Regions from separate parts of the Homo sapiens genome. Here region 1 is linked to region 2. A link is an interaction called in ENCODE POLR2A ChIA-PET data of the cell type or tissue named here. Cell type or tissue: GM12878. All regions are shown on one strand. Links, peaks and the distances in the headings refer to the core of each region. The heading gives the core; the rest is flanking DNA.

The links. ChIA-PET counts read pairs that join two places held together with the same protein. Peaks named below come from ENCODE experiments on the same cell type or tissue, not always from the same donor. Only the 100,000 strongest peaks of a DNase experiment are listed, where the experiment ranks them.
Region 1: POLR2A ChIA-PET joins it to region 2 with 10 read pairs; 4 of 35 experiments call an interaction of 5 or more read pairs at or near these places.

The regions. Positions count from the first base shown.
Region 1 is chr3:32,485,180-32,501,519 of GRCh38, forward strand. It overlaps CMTM6 (CKLF like MARVEL transmembrane domain containing 6), which reads right to left. Exons shown (of 4, transcript NM_017801.3): 2 at 6,531-6,707; 3 at 2,759-2,857. Among named protein-coding and RNA genes, the nearest start is that of CMTM6, 9.5 kb to the right of the region's middle. In GM12878, for the core only: no CTCF peak of the experiment used is centred there; a DNase peak (open chromatin) is centred at 9,002; H3K4me3 peaks cover 251 bases.
Region 2 is chr3:32,429,485-32,441,617 of GRCh38, forward strand. All of the region lies in intron 1 of CMTM7 (CKLF like MARVEL transmembrane domain containing 7), which reads left to right. Among named protein-coding and RNA genes, the nearest start is that of CMTM7, 44 kb to the left of the region's middle. RefSeq lists an enhancer at 7,131-7,812. In GM12878, for the core only: no CTCF peak of the experiment used is centred there; a DNase peak (open chromatin) is centred at 3,647; H3K4me3 peaks cover 813 bases; H3K27ac peaks cover 1,050 bases.

The sequences.
Region 1 (16,340 bases), core at 4,635-12,634, 60 kb after region 2:
GATCACCACAAGTCATCTTCTAGCTCTTTTGTTCACACACTTCTGAATTAAAAAAAAAAAAAGAACTTCCTCATGCATTTAAGTCTATAAAACTTTTCATAATTTAAATAGTTACAAAAGGTAATTTCCAGCATATTATAAATATCAGCTTTTTAAACTACCTGTCACTATTAAATATATCCAATGAAATATAAATACTGGGACAGTCTAATTAAAATATAAAAATTTTTTTTATAGCTGTAAATTTTTTCCCTGGAACTCAATTTTTCCTCAACTTCATTTCACTTTCCCCACAGAATTTTATAGTAATGTATTTTTATACAAATAAGTAGCCAGAGCTTTTTAAAATTAAAAATGAGTTAAAAAACTCATTATTTTATTGATCACCATCTCATACTCCTCTGCAACAAAAATGTTTCTAAACTGAAATTAACCATAAAGCCCTATTAAAACTTTGATTTTTCTCTTCTATTGGTTCATGTACCCATGAATAAATATTGCTTATTGCTAGAATGAATCAAGATTCAGTGTTAATTTTATTTCTATGTTTTGTTTTTACACATGTAAGTGCTAAGAAACTGTTGTCATATGAATAGATAAATATAGCCATGCAATTCTCTGAACTCCTTTTGAGTTTTCTATCATAAAATGCAGTTTTAATGATGTATTAGCTGACAACTCTATTAATTACAACTTCAATTTTGTTTTTGGTTTTTGAGATGGAGTCTCACTCTGTCACTTACACTGGAGTGCAGTGGCACAATCTTGGCTCACTGCAACCTCCGCCTCCTCGGTTCAAGCGATTTTCCTGCCTCAGCCTCTCGAGTAGCTGGGACTACAGGCGCCTGCCACCATGCCCGGCTAAGTTTTGTATTTTTAGTAGAGACAAGCTTTCACTATATTGGCCAAGCTGGTCTCAAACTTCTGACCTCCTGATCCGCCCGCCTTGGCCTCCCAAAGTGCTGGGATTACAGGCGTTGACCCACCACCCACCACGCCCGGCCTAACTTCAATTTTGTTAAAAACAAAGTATTAATTGGAAACCAGCTGACTTGCAAGATGATTTGTTGTCCAGTTGCTAGTCATTCAAGTTCACAGCACTGCTACCAGTCCAAGGCCATGATCCTTAATTTACAATTCCGAAACCCAAAGAACTACATTAACTCAAGGTTTTCATGATTCACTTGGCTCAAAATTGACACAAAGTAAGCCTATTTACATGGAGTAAGACTACTTAGTCTTTTCTTATCCCTTTTACTATAAATATTCATATGTTTTACTTCAGATATACCAATGTTAGATTACAGGGTACTGTCGCAGGCCCTCAAGTGGTGTTGTGTAATATAGCATATGTACAGCACTACCTTTCTAAAATCCAGAATATTCTGAATCCAAAAGAAAAAAATTCTGGCCCCAAGAATTTCAGAGAAAAATTGGATCTTTATTTTCAACTGTCTCTTTGTTGTACTCAAGGGTTTTTTTGTTTTACAATTCAGGGTAATCCACCATAATAAGTGATATGGCTTGGGTTTGTGTCCCCACCCAATTCTCATGTCAAATTATAATCCCCAATGTTGGGGGTGGAGCCTAGCTGGAAGTGACAGGATCATGGGGCAGACTCCCCCTCTGGCGCTGTTCTTGTAATAGTGAGTTACTGCAAGATCTGCTTGTTTAAAAGTGTGTAGCACCTCCCCACTCTCTCTATTCCTCCTGCTCTGGCCATGTAAGATGTGCCTGCTTCCGCCTCGCCTTCTGCCATGACTGTAAATTTCCTGAGGCCTCCCTTGCTATGCTTCCTATAGAGCTGTCAGAACCATGAGGCAATTAAACCTCTTTTCTTTATAAGTTACCCAGTGTCAGGTATTTCTATATAGCAGGGCAAGAAGGAACTAATCCAGCAAGATTCAGGACAAGCAAGTTTTTTTTCTTTTTGAGGGGCAAGGTAGGTGGCGACTGTGAATGGGAAGGTGGAAAAGTGCCGGTGAGACTCCTTCACCAGAGATAAATTCTCAGACATACAAGTTTTAAAAAAGATTACATATGGAGGTTTAAAAGCTGGAAATTAATTTCCTCAACACTATCTCTGCCTCATACTCCTTGAAAAGTCTGATGAAACTTTAAGGATATGTATAACCCACTGAAAACTGCTGTCTAGACCAACTTTTTTTTCTATTATTTTTTTTTTTCTTCTTATAGAGATGAGGTCTCACTATGTTGCTTGCCCAGGCTGGTCTTGAACTCCTGGCTTCAAGTGATTCTCTCACCTTGGCCTCCCAAAGTGCTGGGATTACAAGCCTGAGCCACGGCACCCAGTCTCAGAACAACTGCTATTGGTTCATTTAACAAACTCCATTACAATTTTACTTTTCCGTCTCCTTTTCTAGACTGAGTCTCTGAATCATTTCTCCCATATATTCTCCATACCTAGAAAACACCTGGCATGTAGGTGTGCATTTATTGAACTGAAAGTGGAGAAATATAAAATAATAAAGTCAATTTTACCACTTCCATTAGCAATAACACACGGTATGTGGAGTAAGTGGATTTTTTTTAAACAAAATTCAGTCAAATTCTATAGGCTCTAGGTTTTAAAGGCTATCATATTGATTTGCTTGTAGGTCTTCTATTCAAAATTACACTAAAAAGTAAGTTATAAGAAAAACAACTCTAACATGCTGTATAACTTGTCAAGTACTCTCCAAATTCCATATTTCTAAGGAAACAAAAATAAGCAATGTTAAAAATACAAGGTACTTACAATTGCAGCAATCTCAGCTGAAGTCCTGTCATGTGTGGAAACAAAAATGATGGATGCCAACAAAAACACACATCCTGTTCCCAAAGTAATATAAAAATCCTATGCATACATACAAAACACAAAAGGAATACAATACAGTTAGATTCATGGAAATGAACTTTTTCATTTTTAACTTTAAAAAGCTCTGGCTACTTACTTGTTTTTCTTGATACAACCCAAACTTACATACCCAAACTTCTAACTTTTCAATAAGCCTGGCATTCAATAAATACCCTGTAAAAAAACAGTATCCACACTGGGCTGGGATTATTGAGAGAACACATTACAAGATAAACTTTTAATAACAACAATCCCCTATGCCAGGAGAGGTGGCATGAGCCTGTAGTCCCAGCTAACTGGGACATTTTTTATTATCCAGTCCAAAAAAAGAAAAAAAAAAAAAAACAGTCCCGGAAAAGATCTCGTGTGTATCTCGTGCAAGTGTTTGTGTGTGTCCTCTTTTTCTCTGGGACATATTAAAATTATCTAAGCCAAAGCATTTATTACAATTCCATCTTACTTCCAGCAAAAAAGCATTTTTCTTTCCTTTCAAAGTATTTTATGGTAGGATGACATCTCTGAGAGCACTCCAATGCTTTGAAAGCACTTTCTAAAAGAAAGAATTTTAAAAACCACCCGTTATTAAATAGAAGTATGCCAATAGTGTGTTTTTTAGACACTGAAGCTTTCTGGAATAACACATTGCCTTCAACTGTTCCAAGTGGGTAATCTACAGTGAGCTTATATGATGAGTTTATCTACTACATAAAAGCTTCCATATCTTATCATAATGCAGCTTACAATCATGAGATGTTTCATGGGTTTCCAAGTGCTCTCTCAGGCATTACCTCACAAGGCTCTCATATGCCAACTGAAAACAGTAATGACATATATACTTGATTCAGAAAGGGAAACTTGGTAAAATGATAGCCACTCCAAAGGGTTTTAAGTCTGATACTTTTTGAGTTTTCTGAACTGCAAACTCCACTAAACCTAATATCAATAAAACTGGCCAGGCACGGTGGCTCACGCCTGTAATCTCAGCACTTTGGGAGGCCGAGACGGGCAGATCACGAGGTCAGGAGTTCGAGACCAGCCTGACCAACATGGTGAAACCCTGTCTCTACTAAAAATACAAAAAAAATTAGCTGGGCGTGGTGGTGGGTGCCTGTAGTCCCAGCTATTCTGGAGGCTGAGGCAAGAGAATCACTTGAACCCAGGAGGCAGAGGTTGCAGTGAGCCAAGGTCACACCACTGCATTCCAGCCTGGGCGACAGAGCGAGACTCCATCTCAAAAAAAAAAAAAAAAAAAATCAATAAAACTATTTAACACAGAATTCCTAAATTGTCAATCATTCACTTAACATTTATATAAAATGTAAGAGGTTTTCTTGCCGGGCACGGTGGTTCACACCTGTAATCCCAGCACTTTGGGAGGCCAAGACAGGTGGATCACCTGAGGTCAGGAGTTCAAGAACACCATGGCCAACATGGTGAAACCCTATCTCTATTAAAAATACAAAAATTAGCTGGGTGTGGTGGCAGGCACCTGTAATCCCAGCTACTTGGGAGGCTGAGGCAGGAGAATCACTTAAACCCAGGAAGCACAAGGTTGCAGTGAGCCGAGATCGTGCCATTGCACTCCAGCCTGGGTGACAAGAACGAAACTCTGTCTCAAAAAAGAAAAAAAAAAAAAGAGGTTTTCTCTGCTTCTAAAAGGTGTTTCCCTGTAGTACTTTATTTTTTAATCCTTTTGATTATTTCAAATTTATTACATATAAATATAAAATTCTATTTACTAATATTTGGAATACATTCAAGTTAATTGAAACAAGACAATCATTTTTAGACCATAATGTAGTGTTCAATAAACGGGTTCTAGAGCCAGTCTACCTGAGTTCAAATCTGAGCTATACCACTAATAAATGTAAACGTCCCAAAAATGTTGGCTACTGTTGTTCTTAATAGACTCCGACTGCAATAGCATGGGATAGAAGACATTCTCTCTTAAAAAATATTATTCCTTTGGGAGGCCGAGGTGGGCGGATCACCTGAGGTCAGGAGTTTGAGACCAGCCTGGCCAATATGGCGAAACCCCATCTCTACTAAAAGTACAAAAATTTGCTGGGTGTGGTGGCACACGCCTGTAATCCCAGCTATTCGGGAGGCTGAAGCAGGAGAATCGTTTGAACCCGGGAGGTGGAAGATGCAGTGAGCTGCTATTGCGCCACTGCACTCCAGCCTGGGTAACACAGCAAGACTTCTCAAAAAAAAAAAAAAAGTTATTCTTCTTTAGGCACCACCAGTACCACACACTCAAAACACATTCCTCTAAAACAGAAAACCTCTCTTGCATGAAAAAATATTTAAAACCTAAGTGTATTAATATGCAGACAGTAAAAAGTGATTTTGAAACCCTGCAAACAAACATGAAATCCTTATATTAGGTAAAAAGTAGAATATATGTTCTATGATTACAAATATTTTAAATTTTAAAACTATGAATGGAATAAAAAGACTTGAAAGGAATACAGCAAAATAATACAAAAGCTATTTTAGGATGGACTAATTTTTCTTTTTTCTCAGTATTTTTAAACCAGTATTTACTCTAAAATGACTTTTTAAATGCTCAAGTTTGATATAATAAAGGTTTTACTTTTTTTACGTTACACCATTATACTACACTGGACAATATTATAATACCATTTCTTGTCAAAATGATCAGTGTGCTTTAAACACTACAGATGCAGCATTAAAATAAAAACTAAACATTTCTAAAAATATTTTTATGGTGATATTGTTTCACTGTTAAGAAATGACAAAATGATTTCAATCTGTAATTTTTTTAATATAAATTTTTCCAGCCAGAATTTGGAATATATACATTTTTTTTTACACATTCAAACTATAAATCAACCAGCTCAGACACTTGAGAACTTTTCCCTAGTCCAAATCTTATGGCATATTAATCTGTAAAAAAGAAAAATGTCCAAAGACTACAAATATAATTAACAAAAATTCTAAGGATTATCTGTATCCTCTTAATATATATTTCATAAAACAAATGAGTCCTGTTGTCATTGTCATAGAAATTCCTATAGTGATGGCATTAGCCATGACAGCACCTCAAGATGGTAGGGCATTGGTTCTAACAGGATTCTGCTCCTAGCAAACTAACACAGGAACAAATGCATTCTTAATTCACTTATAGACAACTTTTCATAATACCATTAAAGCAAAATATAGGAAGAATTACATGTTGTTTTATTTTCCCCAATCACTGAAGCTTTAAGCTTTAAATGTTGTTTTATTTTAAAGCTCCAGAAATATTTCACATTAGTTCATTACTCTATCTCCAATGTCTAGCATATAAATGCCTGGCATATAATAAAGGCACACAATTAATAATTGTAGAACCAATGAGTGACACTCAAAAGTGAGAAATCAGAAGTGACAAAATCCTAGGCTTTTTTAAGTCTAATGTGAATTACATTAAACCACCAATAACTGTAAACTATTGGCAGTGTCTGTCACTCTCATTCTAATCTCACTTTCCCTCTCTACCATCCCCTTGGTAGGAAAAAATGAGGTGCTTAGAAGCAGAGCGAGTTGGAACAAGGGATACTGTCTTTTCATGTTGCTGAGTTTTGAAAACATTACTGCTTTGAACAATAAAATTATGCCAGATTACAAAACAGCTATTAATACAGGGATGATATTTTCTCATGCTTACCGATGATTTTACTTTTGTGGTATCAACTCTCTCATAAAATGGAGTGCAATACACAATCAGTATAAGGAGACTCAGAAGAAAGGCACTGCAGCTTACAAACTCAAAAAAATAAAGTCCTCCACATAAAGTACATTGTGATACAACTTCTTCACAGATGAAGGCCAGCAGAGACAGCAACTACAAATGAAGCAAAACATTTTACTTAAGTGTTTTTTCAGAGAATCTACAGTATTTAGAAAGCTGTTTCTGAATAATACGTTTACTCAAATATTTACAATGAGGAGACTATGGCAAACAAGATTAATGAATAAACCTTATCTACACAGAACTTACAGTTTGGCCGCCTTGAAGGAAATACAGGTAAATAAAGAATTAATTAACCTATCGTGTACTAATGCCAGCAAAGGGGAAATATATAATATTGTTATAAAAGCACACAGGAGAGACGCTCAACTGCGGGGTCAGGAAAGGCTTCCTGAAGGAGAAAGCTGAGACCTGAAGAACAGAGTCAGTTTGGGGGATGAAAGATTAAGGAAAGAAATTCCCAGCAGAGAAGCAGTATATAGAAAGGCCAGAAATGAGGGAGCATGGCACCTGCCCTCTGACCCAACATACAGACAACACACACCCCGACCTCCAACTTAACTGTCAAAGTGAGTCAAATCAACATGGCTTAAGTATAGAGTTTAAGGGAAGAGAATGGCAGCACAAAAATTAGTATATGAGGCTAGAGAGGTAAGCTGAGGCCAGATCTAAATGTCCTCGTTAATTAAGAGTCTGGATTTTAAAGTAAAGGTTGACAATGATCAGGTGTATGCTTTCAGTAGTTCTCACTGGCTACAATATGGAGAAGGGACCAGAGGTAAGGCAAACCTTGGGGCGGACATCCAACTGGGAAGCTGATGTAGGAAATCAGGGCAAATAATAGCGACTAGGGAGCAGCAATAGAGAAGAGTGGCAATCACTGAGAGATGCAGCAGAAGCTCTTATCAGACAAGATGCAAAAGCTCATATCAGACAAGATGCATACAAATAATATGGAACACAAGATAACACATGTGTACCTTAAACATTTTAACTTAAAAACGCACATTTATTAACAATCTGCTGAAGTGAGTATTTTCTTTATGGGTCTACTGACGAATTCCACATGTTTTCTGCATTAATCACTTTCATCATCTATGGACTACTACTTCCAGACTGATGTTATCTGAAGTGAAGTGAGATCTTAAACACTTGAGAAACAGAGTTCAGAATCTTTCTAGAGTCAGACTATTTTACCAGCCTTTTACAGTTGCCTTGCTCTTCCTTAATTCCATGGCAGATAAATCTTGTAGTAAGTTATCTTTCAGTCTTTCCAAAGCATTCAATTTAGTTTTAAAGAAACAATTCATTTTAACACTCAGTTTCAGCTTTGTAATATTTAACTGTATGGCCATAAAAGTATAGTTAGCATAAACCAGTATGGGAACAACACAACTCAACTGATGACAGAAGCAAGAGTTCTAGAGTGCTAATGAGATGCCTACTGGCCATGGCAGGCTGTGGGTGACTGGTGTGAGGTCAGGATGCTTGGTATGGTGAGTGGAGAATGTTAACTCTGGTTAAATTGGCAACTCAATTACACGCAAGTGGGTTTTAACTACTTCCAACTGCTGTATATGTGGTACTAACATACTGGTCCTCACTGAAAAAAGAGTCAGGTTTTTTTCTTTTTAAAAGGCAAGGGTGCTAGGGAGAGAAGAAATTCAGTTTTAAATATGCTGTGATTGAGGAGGTCTGTGGAAGAGTTTGGTGAAGATGTAGTTGGAAAGCAAATGAATATAAGGTCTGGAGCTCAAAGGAGAGGTCTAAGATGCAGATAAAGATGTGGGAGCTGGCAGAGTGGGAGGGTGAGATGACTCAAATGAGGAAAGATAGCCTTATGTGGAAATCTGAGGAATCTGAAGATTTACGGGATATGCAGAGGGGAAGAAACCAGCAAAGGACAACTAGCAGCAGCAATCAAAGGGGTAGTAAACAAGAAAAAAGTATTTACACACACATGCACAAACACACAAGTAATCAAGAGTGCTAAATGCTACTTAAAGGTCAAGTAAGAACAACACTGAAACACCTACCTTAGACTGAGCTATAAGAAGGTTGCCAGTGACATTAGCAAGAAAAGTTCCAGGGTAGTCAGGGAGAGAAGCTCGATTACAATACTGTATATTGGGAAGTAAGGGGAGGGTAAGGCAGTGAAGGAGAGACAGCATAGGCAATAAGTGTGGCTGGGAAAGAATGGCCAGATAGGGCAGTAGTGGATGAGGTCAAAGAGAAGGGAATTTCAACATGGGAGAACTGAGCATGTTTAAATACTTAGGCAGAAACCAGTAAGATGGGTGGGTCTAAAGACATAGGTAGAAAAATGGCTCTCTAAAGATAGGATTCAGGGCTCAGGTTTGGGGCTAACTCTTCTCTAGAAATAGAAGGGAAGAGAGTGAAGAAGAGTATTTTGCTTGGGCAGTTTGTGTGGGTTTTGTGGAAGCTGAGGGAATTTCCTGCTGAGGGCCGAAACCATCAAAATGACTGATGACCTAAGTCAGAGGCTAAAGGGAATTCCCTTCTCACTCCAGTCAGGCCAGTAGAAGCAACCAGACAGGTTAATGGCAACAAGATTGCTACCAAAATCAACAGATACATTTCATAGTAATAGTAAATATCTTATCCTACAAAACATTTTCATTAAAAAGGGACAAACAACAGTTCAGCGGTTTCTTTAAAAACTAAGCATATATCTACCATATGACCCAGAAATAGAACTCTTGGGCAACTATCTCAGAGAAATGAAAACTTAACATTTGTACAAAAACCGGTACGTGAATGTTTATAACAATTTTATTCATAGTAGCCCCAAACTAGAAACATTCCAGATGTCCAATGGTTAAAACAAACTGTGGTACATCCATACCATGGAATATTAGCAATAAAAAGGAGCAAACTTGATATATGTAATGTCCTAGATGAATCTCCAGAGAATTATTCAAAGGAAAAAAAAAATCCAATCTCAAAAGGTTACATATTGCATGATTCCATTCATAGCCCATTCTTAGAATAATAAAAATAATAATGATGGCTAACAAATTAGTGGCAGCCAAGAGAAAGGGGAAAGGTGTGGCTACAAAGGGGTAGCACAGGGAAGCCTCTGCTGATGGCACAGTTCTGTGTCTTGATTGTGGTGGTAATTATAGAAAGCTATCCACATGGTAAAATTACATAGAATTACACACACATGCACATACAAATGTGGGACCTCCCTGTACTTTTTTTTTTTGCAATTCCTGTGAATCTATAATAATTTCAAAATAAAAAGTTAAAAAATAGTAATTCAAATCTATACTGGTATCCAAACCTTTAAGGGATTTCCTCTCCCTTCTACTGGCTATACAAAATGTATACATCCCCACAACTGCAAAGAATTTATATAAAAGAAAAAAAATAGTCTAATTGTAACATGAATGGTTACATTCTCTGATTTCCTGTAAGTTAGTGAAGCATGAAATAGCCCAGCATGTCCCAAACAACTTCCTTCAGACAGGTGTTAGGTAAGGCATTCCCAATCATTACACCACAGGATATAAAGTGACAACACCAAGATAAATCCCAGAGGGCCACTGTGTAAAGATACTTCCTTAGTCTCCTATAATCATACTTACAGGATGAGTTCTAACATGACTATAGTCTAATAAAATACTAAATATCTAACATTTCACTTGCCTTTTTCTTGCCTCTATGTTAAATCTTGTCCAAGTTTTAAAAGTTTCTCTCTGAGAAATTTACAAAATATACCTCGGTTGTATAAAAGTCAATTAACTGAGAGAAGATACCAGCCTAAAACTCTAATTAGGGTCTGGGAATAGCTGAACCACTCATTTTACAATTAGACTATTAGGCACACTCATGTGTGAAGGCTATATGGCAATAAAAGGTTATCTGTAGGACAGACATAGGCTGCTTGTCTACTTTCAGTAAAAAAAGACAGGATCCAGCTTGTCCAGAAGCAGTCAGTCTCAAGTCATTACAAGTCCTATTCCAAACGTATTAACAGGTGGCATTCCTACTGACCTTACTGACCTATTGCCTCAGAGCAATAGCAGGAAGCAGGTTCTGCCTGGACATCTTAAGAGAATCAAGGAGTACAATATTAAGTATGGACATCTGGCAGGGCACAGTGGCTCACACCTGTAATCCCAGCACTCTGGGAGGCCAAGGCGGGCAGATCACTTGAGGCCTTCTGGCCAACCTGGTTCAAGACCAGCCTGGCCAACATGGCAAAACCCCATCTCTACTAAAAATAGAAAAATTAGCTGGGCATGGTGGCGCATGCCTGTAATCCCAGCTACTTGGGTGGCTGAAGCATGAGAATTGCTTGAACCCAGGAGGCAGAGGTTCCAGTGAGCCAAGATGGCGCTACTACACTCCAGCCTGGGTGACAAAGCGAGACTATCTCAAAAAAAAAAAAAAAAAAAGTGTGGACATTTACTAGCTCCCATCTCAAGTTAAAGGCCAACAAATTGGCACTACAAGCTATAGTCAATATGAAATTCTGTCGGCCAGATGCGATGGCTCACATCTGTAATCCCAGCACTTTAGGAAGCCAAGGCGGGAGGATTGCTTGGACTCAGGAGTTTGAGACCAGCCTGGGCAACATGGTGAAACCCCATCTCTACCAAAAAAAAAAGAAAAAAAATTCTCTGCCTACCCATCTCTGAGGCTACTAACCTTTGTAAGCTCCCACAGCATTATGCAATTGCTAGCTCAAAGTGTACTTGAACTAGCAACACTCCAACACTGTTCTACGTATAGGAAGATACAAATGATGGAGTAATAAGCTCAATGTACAAGAAACAATAATAACAATATATTTTATACCACATTAACTGAGCATTCATTATATGTAGGTTAGAAAATCTCAAGAAAATGTTCGAAGGAGCCGGAGAAGGATGAGTGGAAAAGCAGGACTCAAACCAGGCAGAGACACAAACAGAACCTGGATAGACAGAGGACATTCTAATTCTAGGTGGAGGATGAAAAAGAACATATTCATAAGGGCAAGAATTTGCATAGTAAATCCAAAAATGATAATAAGGCAACTGACCTAACTGGATGGGGATGAAGAAAAAAATGGTTTAGGAGTTGGGTGTGGTTGTGTGATGATCATGCAAGGGAATATGGATGTTTAGATGAAGGCAGGAGGGAACACCTGTCTGGTTTAGTAGGTTAGAAAACAGGAGGAACAGAGGATTGGGTGGGGCCTAAAGGAATTCTACAGTTCCGAGTGTAGGAGGGAAAAGAGCAACTAACTTCTTATCAGCAAGCCACAGGAAGTGTTTTTAAAAAAAGAAAACTCCTACACCGGGCGCGGTGGCTCACGCCTGTAATCCCAGCACTCTGGGAGGCCGAGGTGGGCGGATCACGAGGTCAGGAGATCAAGACCATCCTGGCTAACATGGTGAAACCCCGTCTCTACTAAAAATACAAAAAAAATTAGCCGGGCGTGGTGGCGGGCGCCTGTAGTCCCAGCTACTCGGGAGGCTGAGGCAGGAGAATGGCGTAAACCCAGGAGGCAGAGCTTTCAGTGAGCCGAGATCGCACCACTGCACTCCAGCCTGGGCAACAGCGAGACTCTGTCTCAAAAAAAAAAAAAAAAAAGAAAGAAAAAACTCCTTAAAAAGCAGCAAGTAAACATACTCCAAACTGTTACTCATACCGTGACACCTGGTAGTGTGAGGGGTGGGAAAGTGGTTTTATTTTAATATTTTTAGTTGATTTTTTTTTTTTTGGTAAGCAGACACTTTCTTGTATTAAAAAGAAAAAAGTGTAAAAGTTGGCCGGGCGCGGTGGCTCACGCCTGTAATCCCAGCACTTTGGGAGGCCAAGGCGGGTGGATCACGAGGTCAGGAATTTGAGACCAGCCTGGCCAACATAATGAAACCCCGTCTCTATCAAAAATACAAAAATTAGCCGGGCATGGTGGTGCACGCCTGTAGTCCCAGCTACTCAGGAGGCTGAGGCAGGAGAATTGCTTGAACCTGGGAGGCAGAGGTTGCAATGAGCCGAGACTGCACCACTGCACTCCAGCTTGGGTGACAGAGCGAGGCTTCGTCTCAAAAAAAAAAAAAAAAAGTGTAAAAGCTGAAGGAACAATTTCGAGAAATGAGTGGTCACCAGCATTAAATGCCAAAGTGGTCAAAAATAGGAAGAGAGAAAAAATGTCACTGAATTAGCTAAGAAATTCATGGTAAACATAACCCATAAGTAAAAAGGCTCAATTATTATTTTTTGGTAAACAGTTTTGTTCTTAATAGCATGAAGTCATCATACTAAATATTGCTTACTGAATATTAAGCTAAGTACTTAACAACTGTATACCCAATGTAACTCCTTCTAATGACATAAAATTTTACCCAAATATAATTAAGAGAATTATCAAGCTTTTAATGTCAGGAGGGCCCTTAGCGGATATAGTCTCCCACTCCCACGTTTACAAAGATGGAATTAAGCTACTGACAGGTTAAGCCCCAAGTTAGCTCGGCACAGACAAGAACCCAAGTCTCTGACTCCCACTCTGTACTTCCTCTCTCCCCATGAAATACTGTTTGTTAAATTCCTTTTACGAGTATGTATGTTTGTGTAGGTCTTCCCTGTAAGACTGGCTTTTTGAAGTTAAACCCACAGTTCTGTATATTTCCTTTAATGTATTAAATCATACATTAAAAACAATTTGCTAACATCAACAGATTTGGGAAGTCTCAGTGACTAAAACATGATCTTACAGTTCTGGTGATTTAAACACTGGATAATTACTATCCTGCCTCTATCTCTCCATTTCAGTTTCACTACCCCTTCTTTTTTTTTTTTTTTTTTCTGAGATGGAGTCTCGCTCTGTTGCCAGGCTGGAGTGCAGTGGCACGATCTTGGCTCACTGCAATCTCCACCTCCTGCCTCAGCCTCCTGAGTAGCTGGGATTACAGGTGCACGCCACAATACCCAGCTAATTTTTGTATTTTTAGTAGAGACGGGGTTTCACCATGTTGGCCAGGATGGTCTCTATCTCCTGACCTTGTGATCCGCTCACCTCGGCCTCCCAAAGTGCTGGGATTACAGGCATGAGCCACCGCACCCGGCCTCAGTTTCACTACCTTTTCTGAAATTTCAAGTGTTCCTTAAAACGGTCACTATATTAAATACGAATTCTCCATTAATTTAACAGTCTACTACTTATATTTTATAAAAAGAACTTTTAAATGTTTGCCATTAATTATAAAGCTCCATCTACAAAATGATATGAATTATAAATTAATGAACTTTACTATTAAAAACTTTGTAGTTATAAGTAAAGTTCAAATTTAAAAATCCATTGGTCTGAAGAAACAGGCCAGGCCTCCCTTGCCTTAGGCAAATATTTACTCTTACAAAGGTTCAGATATAATTTGCTGACATTACGGGATCTTCCTCAAGGTAAAAATAGAACATTTCAATTTACTATACATCAGTTTTCATATTTAAATAATGAAAAGAGCATCAATATAAGAAATGCTTCCAAGTAATCTGTTTCTTGGTACTTATAGGGTAACATTATTTATAATGTAATATATTGAAAAATCACTGGCGATTTCTAAAACTGCTTGCCAGATGAGCGACTAGAATTCCAGTACTGTGCAGCTATCAGGATAGTCAACTGACAGCATGGATACAATGTGGAGCTTGTTGCACAGAAAATTCCACATATTTAGGTCACTGCACCAGCGTATCAGCAAGCAATTAGGTTACCAAACGTCAATTCTCCCCTTAAAACAAAAACTCCCTCAAAAACATTCACAAAATAAAACATGAACATGTGGACAAATCTAAGGATAGTATAAACTGAAAAACTGCATAAAGTTAGGACTCCAGTAACTCCTTACACTAAATTCTCAACTGAGTATTTCTTCTTAAGCTCTGGAAGGGTGGATGGTAGTTGGGGGATGCTTAGGGTTTTAACAAAACTTAGGTCATATCTAAATGGCAGACACAGCTATGTTAACTTCAAGAGATAGAGAAGTTACGTTCTTTTATCTCTAATCTCCTCTGTGTACAGGCTCCACTCTCTATCCCTTCAATATTCAATTCAGTTCTGTAATAGCAAACCCCATGGAGCCTCAGAGGTTTGAAAAAAAAAAAAAAACCTTAAGAGTGCAAAGAACCTCAGAGGTAATTCAATTCAACCTCCGAAGACTCTAATGTAAGAATTTCCTAAGTATATACACAATGTCTGGTTTTTAAGTTTTAGAGCAGGCTTTTCTCTTGTAGGATCTTTGAGATTCTGTTAAGATTTATGGGTCCAGAATAATATACTCAAACATATAAGTGTACAATATTTTGAATAAAATTTCACAGGGTTTGCAGGTCCCTTGTTAAAACACCTCCTCTTCTGATTACGGGTTTCTCCATTACAGTTGTTTCCTTACTGGAGCTCGCAATTCTGTTTAGTTTTTTAAAAAAATTAAACATTTAAAGTAAAACAACCAATCTATCTAAAGGAAGAATTTGAGTTAAGGCAAAGACCTTGCCTATAGCCCCAGGCTGGAAGACAACTTTTACCGACTTCATATGTAACCTTCTTGGGACTTGCTGGATAATTCCTGTAATATACTGTTACTGTGAAGAGATAAGACATTATCAAAACAAACAAAGGAACAAAAAGACAACCATCAAAGTGAAAGGCAGTAATGAAAAAGTACTTTTAAATCTCCACATTAAAGAAAGCATTCCTGTAACATGACAATTTCCCCATAAACAAATAAATGGATTTCATAAAGAGATATTAGTTTTTATTTTTTCTCCATTTCTTCTTATGAATGATGGAGAACTAATAATAGTCTAACGATCTTTTAAGGCAAATTCATCTTCTCTGTGTCCAAGTATAACATTTACCACAAAAATTTCTGGTTGTGTTCCATGTTTTCTTCTATAACAGCAATAAGGAAGGAAACTGGTTATGTTCTATTCCAAAGATACGAAACTACAGTTTACTAAACTATAAGAAGGTAATCAGAAAATTTACTTTAGCTTTGCCACTTTTTATTAGAAAGAAAATAATAAAGGCAACTGAAAACAGGAGATTTTGTGGGCAGCAAACCAATACAGATGATTTTTTTCGAGCAGCAAGAATGCTTCAGATGGGCTGGGCGCAGTGGCTTACGCCTGTAATCCCAGCACTTTGGGAGGCCCGGAGGGCGAAAATCACCTGAAGTCAGGAGTTTGAGACCAGGCTGGTCAACACGGCGAAACCCCGTCTCTACCAAAAAAAAAAAAAAAAATCAGCCGGGCATGGAGGTGCGTGCCTGTAGTCCCAACTACTCGGCACGAGAATTGCCTGAACCCGGGAGGCGGAGGTTTCAGTGAGCCGAGATTGCGCCACTGCCCCCAGCCTTGGCGATAGAGCAAGACTCGGTCTCAAAAAAAAAAAAAAAAAAAGCTTCAGATGAATATTCTTTTCTGTTCTAAAGAGTTCTACTATTCACGTAGAAAATTTTAGCTTTACTGCAGAGAAATACAGCTAATACCTAAAAATCATCATGTGACAGCTGACAAGAGAAGAGAAGGAAGAAGGAAGAAGGTAGAAGGAACAGCTTATGCAAAGGAACAGTGGCAGGAAAGAGCCCCTGATGCCTCGTAATAAATTAAAGGTGGCCAGTGTGGAACCACCTAGAGGGAGACTGGGAGAAAGATAAGGCCAGATCCTACTGGGTTCCATAGGCCACATTATCACTTGCTTTCAAATGATTT
Region 2 (12,133 bases), core at 1-8,000:
GTTTCACCATGTTGACTAGGCTGGTCTCAAACTCCTGACCAAGTGATCCACCTGCCTTGGCCTCCCAAAGTGCTGGCATTACAGGCGTGAGCCATCACGGCTGGCTGGAGCAGTGTATTTTTTTTTTTTTTTTTGAGACGGAGTCTCACTCTGTCGCCCAGGCTGGAGTGCAGTGGCGCGATCTTGGCTCACTGCAAGCTCTGTCTCCCAGGTTGACGCCATTCTCCTGCCTCAGCCTCCCGAGTAGCTGGGACTACAGGCGCCCGCCACCACACCCAGCTAATTTTTGTATTTTTAGTAGAGACGGGGTTTCACTGTGTTAGTCAGGAAGGTCTTGATCTCCTGACCTTGTGATCCACCCTCCTCGGCCTCCCAAATTGCTGGGATTGCAGGCATGAGCCACTGCGCCCAGCCGAGCAGTGTATTTTTAAAAAAATGTTTTATGGAAAATTTCAGCTATGCACAAAAGTAGAGAGAATAGCACAGTGAACACTTGTGTACCTGTCACCCGACTACAACAATCATCAACTCATGGTCAGTCCTTGTGGAGCTGTGGTTCCACTGCCATGTTATTGTTTAACAGCTTTATTGAGATACAACTTAATATCAAAAGAGTCGTTCTTTTTAAGTGTGTGCAATTCAGTGATTTTTAGTAAACTGATAGAGTTGTGCAGCCATCACTGTAATCCAATTTTTGACACTTCTGTCACACCCCCCCCAAAAGATCCCTCGTACTTGTTTGCTCCCATATTGTTGTGAAGCAGATCCTGCGCTGTTTCATCTCATCTGCAATCATTACATAATGTGTATAAATTGCTGGCCAGCGTGTCTGCTTGTCATGGCGGTGCCTGCTCAGGCCATCCCCATTCTGCTTATGCCTTTATAAAATCACATGTGTTCAGGGCTGCTCCCTATTACAAACCCCAGAGAGCCTGCACTGAGCCTGCTGGCCATTTTTACTGTTGAGAATTCGATTCAACCCCAGATTCAGTTCTACATGACTTATTGACATCCTACTATGTGCTGGGCACTAGGGACACCACAGTGAATCCATGTAGTCTCTGCTGTGTGCACTTAAGGTCAGACTGTACACACAGTTGATGATGCAGTGGGTCAGAGGCAGCCTCGATGGGATGTGCGCTTAGTAGCCTGCTTGTCTCCAACTGAAGCATCATTCTGGCCTGATCTACATCTGAATGTGTGTGTGTGTGTGTGTGTGTGTGTGTGTGTGACACAGCTCTCCTGATGACCCTTTGCTTCTGAGTGTAAAGCCCCTACTTGTTTCAGGATGGACAGGAGAGAGTGAACGTGCTGCTGTCATCCCACGTGTTAGAGATAAGACTTTGCACCAGGGTGATGGTTTTGTGTTTCTTTACTCACCTCTCCTCTAGACAGTACGTGGAGAGGGAGTAAGAACATCGCCTAGCACAATGCCTGGGCCATAAAAGGATATAAAATTGCATTTGTTCATTCATTCACTTATTCAGCAAATATCTATGGAGAACCAATATACCATTCAAGGTTTCTGGCATGGGAAAACAACAGTGAACACAACAGATCATCATGGAACTTACGTTCAGGGGTGACAGACAGTAAGCAGACAGGTAAAATATACAACTTCCTGGGCAGTGATAAGGGCTTTGAAGCAGAATGATTGAATTGAGTGGCACCTACAAATGAGAAAATGTCTTTTTAAGAGGCAGAGGATAAAACTATATGTACAGTATGATCCCGTTTTTGAAAAGAGGAAATAGTACGTATGTGCTTGAAACATACAAACATGGAAAGAAATACCTCGAAATGCCAGGGGAGGTGGTTATCTCTGAGGAGTAGCATTATGGGTAATTTTTGTTTTCTTAAATAGACACCTGCCTGAATTAATTTCTATAATGAGCAAGTATTGATTCTATAATTGGAGTAACACTTTTTTTTTTTAAGCAAGAGACTTGACATGAGCAACATATCTAATGGGCTGAGCCTTGTGAGTTGGAGTCCCAGAGCCCTGCTGGCCAGTGTGAGGGAATCTGAGGCAGTGTTAAACTATGGACTTGCCTTCTGTCACCCAGCTCTCAGTGCTCACTCCCAGGTGGGACCAGACAGAATTTAGGCCCTCGACTGAAAACAGAGGCCAGAAGCTGGGACAGGGGGCTCTGTATACAAGCAAGTGCAGCCTGCAATGGAGCAGCATAGTGGTTAGGAACAAGGACTCTGCAGCTGCAGGCCAGGGTCCCAGGCCTGGCTCCTTAACCTGGCTGTGTGACTTTGAGCAAATTACTTGACCTTGTGTGCCTCAGTTTCCACATAAAAAGATGATAGTAGTACTTACCTCCTAGGACTGTTGTGATGAACTTAGTTAAAAATTTCAGGCCGGGCACAGTGGCTCACGCCTGTAATCCCAACACTTTGGGAGACCGAGGTGAGCAAATAACTTGAGGCCAGGAGTTCAAGACCAGCCCGGTCAACATTGCTGACTTCAGAGGAGACACCTCCTACCCTGGGGGTGGGTACAAGCTCAAACCACCGAGTTGTTTCAGCCCAAGCTCGCTTCTTGAGGCCTCCCTCTGGGATATGCTCCCTCTTCTGAGCCTTGGATTCAGATAGACCTGGATTTGCTTCTTGGTTCCACCATTTGCCATCTAGGTGATCTTCCTTGGGCAAGTGACCTGCCCTTGGTTCTCACTTTCTTTAGATCTGTGAATTGGGCAGAGTGCCACCTGGCCACAGTTGTGAGGATTAAATGTACCAGCATTGCACTGCCTGGTACCTAGCGGGTATTCAGTAGATGGTTGCCACTCCACTTGCCTCCTCCCACCACAGGCTTCCCAAATCACTTCCTGGCCTTCCATACCTTCTGCCCTGCCTCAGCGAGTGCTTCCTTCACCCCTGGGGGTTCCCATGGCCCTGACCCCCAGACATCTTCCCCGCCCATTCCTCTCTATGCTGTTCACTTTTGGTGACCACATGTCAATAACCAGTGGTGAGGCTGGGGTACCCTTTGGAGCCACAGCCTCTATGGTGCGGGACATCATTGCTATGGCAACAAGAGGCAGCAGCCCTGAAGAGGTGCCTGCTGAGCCGGGCTGCCTGGGTCCCAGCTCTGGCTCCGGATGCACTAGTTGTAGGATCAGCTCAAATCACTCAATGTCTCTGTGTCTCACCTTCCTTTTTGTACAGTGAGGAGAGTAATAGTGCCTACCTTGTAAGCTTGTGAGGATAAGATGGCCACACAGATGTAAGGCACATAGAGCTTGGTGCACGGTGAGCGTACAATCAGGGTTAGTGATTACTTTTGCTCTTCTTGTCATCCTAGGATTCATGCTGATAGCCATAGCAGATACCCTTCTCTTTGGGGTTCAACCCTCAATGCCCTGTGCCATCCCCACATTGTGTCAGCTGCCCTTGGTCCCCTCTGATGACCTACTCCTCCAGGGATTTTCTTGTGGAGATGACCGTCCACAGCCCCGTCCTTTCGCTCCCATGCCTATCTAAAGAATTATGTCCTCCTGTAGTGATGACAAGAGTGAGCAGCAGAAAATGCTCTTTTTGCAGTCTTGAAATTTAGTCAGCCCCAAAAGAAACCAGGAAATTGCGTCAGACACTGAAAGAGAAACAAGCTAGAGAAAAACCATTGCTTGTTGCAAACCAAAATTTGTGATTTCAGTTCAGTTCAACACAAGCACCAAACCACCAGGTTTGCTACACAATAAGTGTCAATTTTGCTTCTTGCCCTTTTGGATGCAGTGACATTTTTGACAAGTTGAGCTTTCTAGCCCGAACTTTCTAAATGTGATCCTGATGACCTTTGCCAGTGAAGTACGGTGGTGAATCAGTGATGTGATTGTGGTACAGACCATCGGTCTGGGCTGCACCTGTTGTGAGAAATCGGTTGGGGATGAAAAGAACATGGCCTGGCTTGAATAACAAGCAGAGAATGTTCTGGCCCCATCACGAGCCAAGAATCTGGAACCTGAATCCCTACATCACAGCCACACCCTGGTAGTCTGCCTGGAGAGCCTGAATGGCACCCTCCGGGGGCATTTGATGAGTACATTCTACCAAGTGTAAAGATGTTCTGAGGGCAGCCTCCAAAAGTCACCTCTTCTCCTGGTCACAAGGGACCTTGTGCTGGGTCCCTAATTGATGTTTGGCAAAAACACAGCATGGTTCTCTCCTAAAGGCCTACAGACCAGTGAAGGAAGGAGATGGGCTTTTTAAATGCAAGAGTGTCATGGAGCTGTCACAGAGGATGGCAGGATGAGCCCAGGAACCATTCATTCACCCAGTGTTGAAGTTGGCATTTCAACCAATGGGGAAAAAGTGAGCTGTCCAGAAGATAGGTTAATACAATCGATTGACTGATTGGATACAATCAGAACCCTACTATTTGCCCTAGTTCATGCCATCTACAAAAATAAATCCCAGGCTGGGCGCAGTGGCTCACACCTATAATTCCAGCATTTTGGGAGGCCGAGGCGGGTGAATCACCTGAGGTCAGGAGTTTGAGATCAGCCTGGCCAACGTGGTGAAATCCTATCTCTACTAAAATACAAAAAAAATAGCTGGGCCTGGTGGTGGGTGCCTGTAATCCGAGCTACGTGGGAGGCTGAGGTGGGAGAATTACTTGAACCTGGGAGGCAGAGGTTGCAGTGAGCCGAGATCATGCCATTAAACTCCAGCCTGGGCAACAAGAGTGAAGCTCCGTCTCAAAAAATAATAACAATAATAATACAAAAATAAATCCCAGATGACTAAAGAACTAAAAATTGTATGTATATTTTTAAAGGAAGCAAATATTTATTTTTAATGTAGGGGACTATTTTACTTATTTATGAATTAGGTTCTCACTTCGTCACCCAGGCTGGAGTGCAGTGGCCCAATCACAGCTTACTGCAACCTCTAACTCCTAGGCTCAGGTGATCCTCCAGCCTCGGCCTCCTGAGTAGCTGGGACTACAGGTGCATACCACCATGCCTGGCCAATTTTAAAAATTTTTTTTTTTTGTAGAGATGCGGGTCTCACTATGTTGCCCAGGCTGGTCTCGAACCCTTGGCTTCAAGTAATCCTCCTGCCTGTCTTGGCCTCCCAAAGCACTGAGATTACACCTATTGCCTCTTTTCTTTTCTTTTTTTTTTTTTTTTAAGTAATTTTGAGATAGAAAACAAGACACAAAACCCAGAAACTATAAAAAATGATGCATAGATTTGACTGTATAAAAACTTTTAACTTTAGTCAAACAAAAGACTAAAAATAAAGGCAAATGAGAGATGGAGAGAATATATTTGCAATGTCTATAAGAGACTAAGTAAGTTAGTATTTAGAATATAAAGAGTTCTTTGAATCCATAATAAAAATGGAAGCAATAGAAAATTAGGCCAAGAACGTGAAAAGGCAGTAGCCAATAAACATATGAAAAGATATCCAATCCACTAGTAATTAAGGAAATGAAAATTTAAATAGTACGATACTATTTCCATTCTTTTTAAATACTGTTAATCTGTGTTGGCAAGATTCCCTGTGGAGGGAGACAGGTATCTCTTTTGGATAACATTTTGGTAATAAACAACAAAATCTTAAACGTGCATATGCTTTCACTCAGTAATTTCACTTCTAGGAGTCTATCAGAAATATTCATACAGAGACCAGGCACGGTGGCTCACGCCTGTAATCTCAACACTTTGGGAGGCCGAGGCGGGTGGATCACGAGGTCAGGAGATCGAGACCATCCTGGCCAACACGGTGAAACCCCATCTCTACTACAAATACAAAAAAATTAGCCGGGCGTGGTGGTGCATGCTTGTAGTCCCAGCTACACGGGAGGCTGAGGCAGGAGAATGGTGTGAACCCGGCAGGCAGAGCTTGCAGTGAGCGGAGCTTGTGCCACTGCACTCCAGCCTGGGCGACTGGGAGAGACTCCATCTCAAAAGAAAAAAGAAAGAAATATTCATACAGATACAAAGAAGTACATCTAATTCTTTGCAGCGCTGTTTGTATTAATGAAAAACTGGAGATGTGCTGAATGCCCACCAATAAAAGATTAAGTAGGTCATTCTCCACCAGAGGCAATTTTGCCCCCCAGGGGACCTACAGCAATGTCTAGAGACATTTTTGGTTGTTGTAAGTGGGCAGTGGGTAAAGGCTGGCATCTCGTAGGTAAAGGCCAGGATGCTGTGATAAGACCACCTATAGGACAGCCACCTACAACAAAGAATTATCCAGCCCCGAATGTCAGTAATGCCAAGGTTGAGAAACCCTGGGTTAAATAAAGCCACTGCCATACTGGGGAATACTATATAGCCAATGAAAAGAAAAAGGTAAAATTATATTTGTATGACATTAAAGATCTCTAAGATGTATCATTTTAAAACTGCTTTTTTGAAACTTAATATGTGATTCTTACAATATAAGAAAACAAAACAAGTGGATTTTAAAACTACTAAATATCACTTCCCCTCCCCAGAGGCAAGTGCTGTTACCAGCTTCCTATGTGTCCTTCCAGAATTACCCCCAGCATGGACAAACATAGAATCTGGTTTTCGGTATGCTGCAAACAGGTGACTCTGCTGTGCAGTTACATTCAGAAACCAGTGGTGCATCATTGAGCTGCCCAAGGCCTGGAGCTCAGGACCCCGGACATATTTCCTAGATTATTCTCCCTCCCTTGGGTTTCTATGGCATTTTCATTTATAGATACAAAACAAAACTATGTGCTGGGGGGAATAGGAGCATGGGCAGGACTCTGGAGCAAGATTCTGATGTTGGTGAGTGAGACAGGACCTAGAGGAAGCCATGGGGCAGGTTTCTCAGCCAGTGGGTGTCAATGAGATTGCACAAAGGCTATTAGATGATGGTGACTTTAACAGGGAGGCACGGGTGAATCTCCTTACACTCAGTGCAAAATTCAGCCAAAGTTGGGAGCATACCACATTCCTCTTCCTGTCTGCCACTGCCAAGCAGTCATTTATGGGCCCACTAACATTTACAAATGCAGGTTCCAGGCACTGCATCCTCATCTGCATCTCTGACTTTCTGAACAAGCCTGGCTTTCATCTCCTGGGGATTTCCTGGAAAGCCTCTTAGAGTTGGGTCTGAGGCTTTTGATGTTAGCTTTCATCAGTTACTTCTCCTGCTCCTGCTTTCTCTCACTGAAGTATCATTCCAAGGTCAGATGCAGGGACAGTGGGGTTGGGTGACCTACCAGCATCCAGTCCAGGGCTTCCAAAAGGAAAGGTGTCTGGTGCCATCTTTAGCCAGACACAGGCACACTCAGTGGACCAGACTTGGCAGAGGCACGAGGGCTCAGGTCTGCTGAGGAAATGTTCCCAAGCATGGGTGGCAGGAGACAGGGTCCTGAGACCACCAGACACCTCCCCAGCCCAATCAGAAGCCGACGTCTCTTGAAAACTGCCTCTTGAGTTTTCTGTAGAGATTTTTCATCGTAGACCTCAAAATCTCATTTCTTTCTGGAAGGATGCTCAGCCAGGCTGAGAACCTGGGCAAACTTTCTGGCACCTGGCTGGTTGCGGGTGTACACTCAAGCTGCAACCAGACTAGTTTGGTTCCAGAGTCCTCAGGGGACCATCACTTTTCTCAGATCATGTCAGCTTCCTTCATCTCTTGTGAAATTTAAACCCTCTGCTCCTTCCAAAAAATCATGTCTTCTTTCTAGTAAGAATTCTGACAGAATGGAGTCAGAAAGGACACAGGTTCCAGGGAGTGATGTTTCTTATCTGGAATTCTAATTCCAGTGATTCTGTGGTATCATGGCTGGTCTGTGGGACCCTTGCTTTGAGTTGAGGGCTCTTGCAGTGTTACTTTTAAACCCCTGGACATGGCTGGGCACCGTGGCTCACACCTGTAATCCCAGCACTTTGGGAGGCTGAGACGGGTGGATCACTTGAGGTCAGGAGTTCGAGACCAGCCTGACCAATATGGTGAAACCCTGTCTCTACTAAAAATATAAAAATTAGCCGGCCGTGGTGGTGCACACCTGTAGTCCCAGCTACTCAGGAAGCTGAGGCAGGAGAATCGCTTGAACCCAGAAGGCAGAGGTTGCAGTGAGTGGGGATAGCGCCACTGCACTCCAGCCTGGGTGACAGAGTGAGACTCTGTCTCAAAAGAAAAAAATAGGCCGGGCGCGGTGGCTCACGCCTGTACTCTCGACACTTTGGGAGGCCAAGGCATGCAGATCGCAAGGTCAGGAGATCGAGACTCTCCTGGCCAACATGGTGAAACCCTGTCTCTACTAAAAATACAAAAATTAGCTGGGCATGGTGGCGCATACATGTAATCCCAGCTACTTGTGAGGCTGAGGTAGGAGAATCCCTTGAACCAGGGAGGTGGAGGTTGCAGTGAGCTGAGATGTTGCCACTGCACTCCTGCCTAGCGACAGAGTGAGACTCCATCTCAAAAAAATAAAATAAATAAAATAAACCCCTGGACATTTATGTTAGATATTTTATTTTTATGACAGTTCAATATAAAAGAACAAACCGTTACGAGAGGAGCTAGAAGGCACCTTAAGAGGCAAGTGAACCCTTTGGACAGCATCACTTTGAAGTTACTCTACACAGAAACATCTGTCTTCCAGGAGCCTCCCAGCTGCTTCACTCCGTCCTGAAGTCAGAACCCCTACCTCCAGTCCTCTCTGAATTCAGGCGTGTTTGTGCATTTGCTTTTCTAACTGGGAACACGAAGACACCTGAGAGGGTTGGAGCTGGCGGGAGGAGGGCAGGGATAAACACCCCAGCGCCTTTTCCCCACTATTGTCTTGTTCTTTCTTCCACTTCACCTTTGCTTTCTTTTTTAACTTGTATATTAAGTTCAGGGGTACTTGTGTAGGTTTCTTATATGGTAAACTTGTGTCATGGGAGGGGGTTGTTGTACAGATTATTTTGTCACCCAGGAATTAAGCTTCTAAATAATTCAGGGGGCCCCAGCATTTGCAGAAGTTACCTACTGGCTTTAGAAGAATTTCTGAAAAGTTTGATGTCAGTCAAATCTTTTTTTTTTTTTTAACTTAATATGCTGGCTAAGATGCTGGCTATTTAAAGTTGGAATGAATGAATCCCTGGGCAAAAAGGAAGCTTTTAGGAGCACGCATAAGCACACACCATACTCTGGCTAAATTAGATTTTCTAAAATTGGGCTTTCCTAAAGAAAGTCATATGGTAGATGGCCATAGGCCCAGTGAACCGAATTCAGAAAGTGTTATTTCATGAGCAAGTTTCCCAGAAAGGTTCGAGATGTTTCTGATAGAGCAGGAATGTACTTCCTACTACACAGTACTCAGCCCTGGAGGCTCAGAGCAGGAAGACCTGACCTGCACAGGCCCCTTTTGTTGGCTGGGAAACTTCCACATCCCTGTGTCACCATGAAAAAGAGCTAACTTTGTCTTCAACGACGAGTTGGAAAATTATTTTAATCTCTGCATTAAACTAGATGCAAAATTGCCTCTCTACCTAGGAATCACGCTGCATAATCCCACATTATCTGCATTTTCAGTCATGCCTTGAATAATGATACTTGAGTTCTTGAGGAGGTCATTGTGGGGCTGGGAAGACCCCTAGACTTCCCCATGTAGATGTGGCCTGGAAGTAAGACTAACGTAGCAGCAAAGCCCTGGCGATCATGCACACTCCTGAGTAAGGCAGAGGTGTGAATCATTATATCACCATGGCTGGCTAGCTTCAGAGGAACCGAAAAAATGAAAACACTTGCGTTGCTCATTAGCAAAGGGAAATACACAAATGTTGAGGGACTCTTTGTGTCACAGCCACACTCTTCTGTTTCGATCTGGTAAGCAGAGCACTCTCCATACCTGCTTCAAGCTTCCAGCTGAGAGTTCTCTTTTAGCTGTTGTACCTATTGCTGAGGATCTTGATAGTGGGCTAGCAACAAGGGGCTTTAGAAAATAAGAGCATTTCAGCATCAACTGTTTTAACTGGAGTAAGATCCATTTTGTGATTTGATTTGATTTTTATTTTTTTAGAGACAGACTTTCACTCTGTCTTGCAGGCTGGAGTGCAGTGACGTGATAATAGCTCACTGCAACCTCAACCTCCTAGGCTCAATTGATCCTCCCACCTCAGCCTCCCAAGTTGCTGAGACCACAGGTGCATGCCACCACGCCCAGCTAGTTTTTGTATTTTTTGTAGAGACAGGGTCTTGCTTGTTGCCCAGGCTGGTCTCAAACTCCTGGCTTCAGGTGATCCACCCGCCTTGGCCTCCCAAAGTGCTGGGATTGCAGGCGTGAGCCTGGGATGCCAGGCATGCACCAGGCCCCATTTTGTGATTTAATTCTCATTGTAGACTGACATTTTCTATAGCAGAATTTTTCAACAGTAGTACTGTAGTTGAGGGGCCACATTTGGGGCTGGAGATGGGTAACTCTTTACTATGGGAGCTCTCCTATTTATTGCAGGGTGCTTAGCAGCACCCTGGGCCTCTACCCACTAAATGCCAGTAGCAACCCCCATCCCCGCAAATTGTGTAAACCAAAAATATATACACACATTGCCAAATGTCCCATAGGACACAAAATCATATACCCATACGCTAACACACCCATACACTAACACCACACGCATACACACACACACACACACACACACACACACACACACTTTAAGACTCGCTGCTCTGGCCAGGCGTGGTGGCTCACACCTGTAATCACAGCACTTTGGGGAGCTGGGGCAGGCAGATTACTTGAGTTCAGGAGTTTAAGACCAGTCTGGCCAACATGGTGGAACCCCCTCTCTACTAAAAATGCAAAAATTAGCTGGGCATGGTGGTGCATACCTGTAGTCCCAGCTACTCTGGAGGCTGAGGCAAGAGAATCGCTTGAATCTCGTAGGCAGAGTTGCAGTGAGCCAAGATCATGCTACTGCACTCCAGCCTGGGCAACAGAGTGAGACTCCATCTCAAAAAAAAAAGAATCACTCCTCCATAGGAGAGAGGCAGTGTATAAAATAATCTTTTTTCTAAATTGGTTGTGCATTTTAAATAGATTCCTGGCTGGAAACAATGGCTTACGTCCATAATCCCAGCACTTTGGGAGGCCAAGGCAGGGGGATTGCTTGAGCTCAGGAGTTTGAAACCAGCCTGGGCCACATGGCAAAACCCCGTCTCTACTACAAATATGAAAATTAGCCAGGCATGATGGCACACGCCTGTAATCCTAGCTACTTGAGAAGCTAAGGTGGGAGGATGACTTGAGCCCAGGAAGCAGAGGTTGCAGTGAGCTGAGATTGGTTCACTGCACTCCTGCCTGGGGAACAGAGCCAGACTCTATCTCAGAAAAACAAAAACTAAATAACTAAATAAATAAGTAGATTCTAAGATTTTACACACATTGAATCCCGTGTGTTACTGGTTTGTTCCCTACATGGAGTAGACAGGTTTTCTCTTTGGCCTTCACGGAAGCTCAGACTGTTACTCATTCTACTTTCTTGTACTCATGCATTGCTAATAGTTTTCATCTGGTTATTAATTCAGTAGCAGGCCGTTAAGCATGTTCACTCGTGCTGAGATATTTCTTAGTGAGCTCTCACCACATGCCCTGATGGTGAGCAGCCTCACCTCTTAAACAGGATTCCTGCATGGTTGAGAACCCGTCCACCTTTCTCGGCTTGTTATGATCAGAGCTTACACTTTTGGGAGGTAGAACTGCATCTGACATGGAGGAACATGGTCCTTAGAGTCAGACAGACCTGGATTCAAATCCCACTTCTGCTTACAAGCCAGATAGCCTTGGACTGATGATTGAACCTGCATGCCTCCGTTTCCCCTTATGAACATGGGGATGATTTTGTCTACCTGGCAGGGTTCTGCATGGCCTTAGCGAGATCACGTATGTCAGACATCAGTAAATGGTAACTTGTTATCTGTCAGTTGATAGCTGTAAGGTATGAATTACCATCTTTGTAGGTCAAAAACCATCAAATATTGGCAACTTCGTACAATTGGGCCTAATATGTAAACCCCAGGTCACCATCACGCTGTCCTCTTTGCTCTATGGATATCCAGCAGATGAAAGGGATGGTTCTGCTTTGTTATTTTCTTGTTTTCCTGCTTCTTCTGAGGGGGCTTCCCGCTGGCACAATCTAACAAACTTCAGAGAGGACGAAGTCAGTCT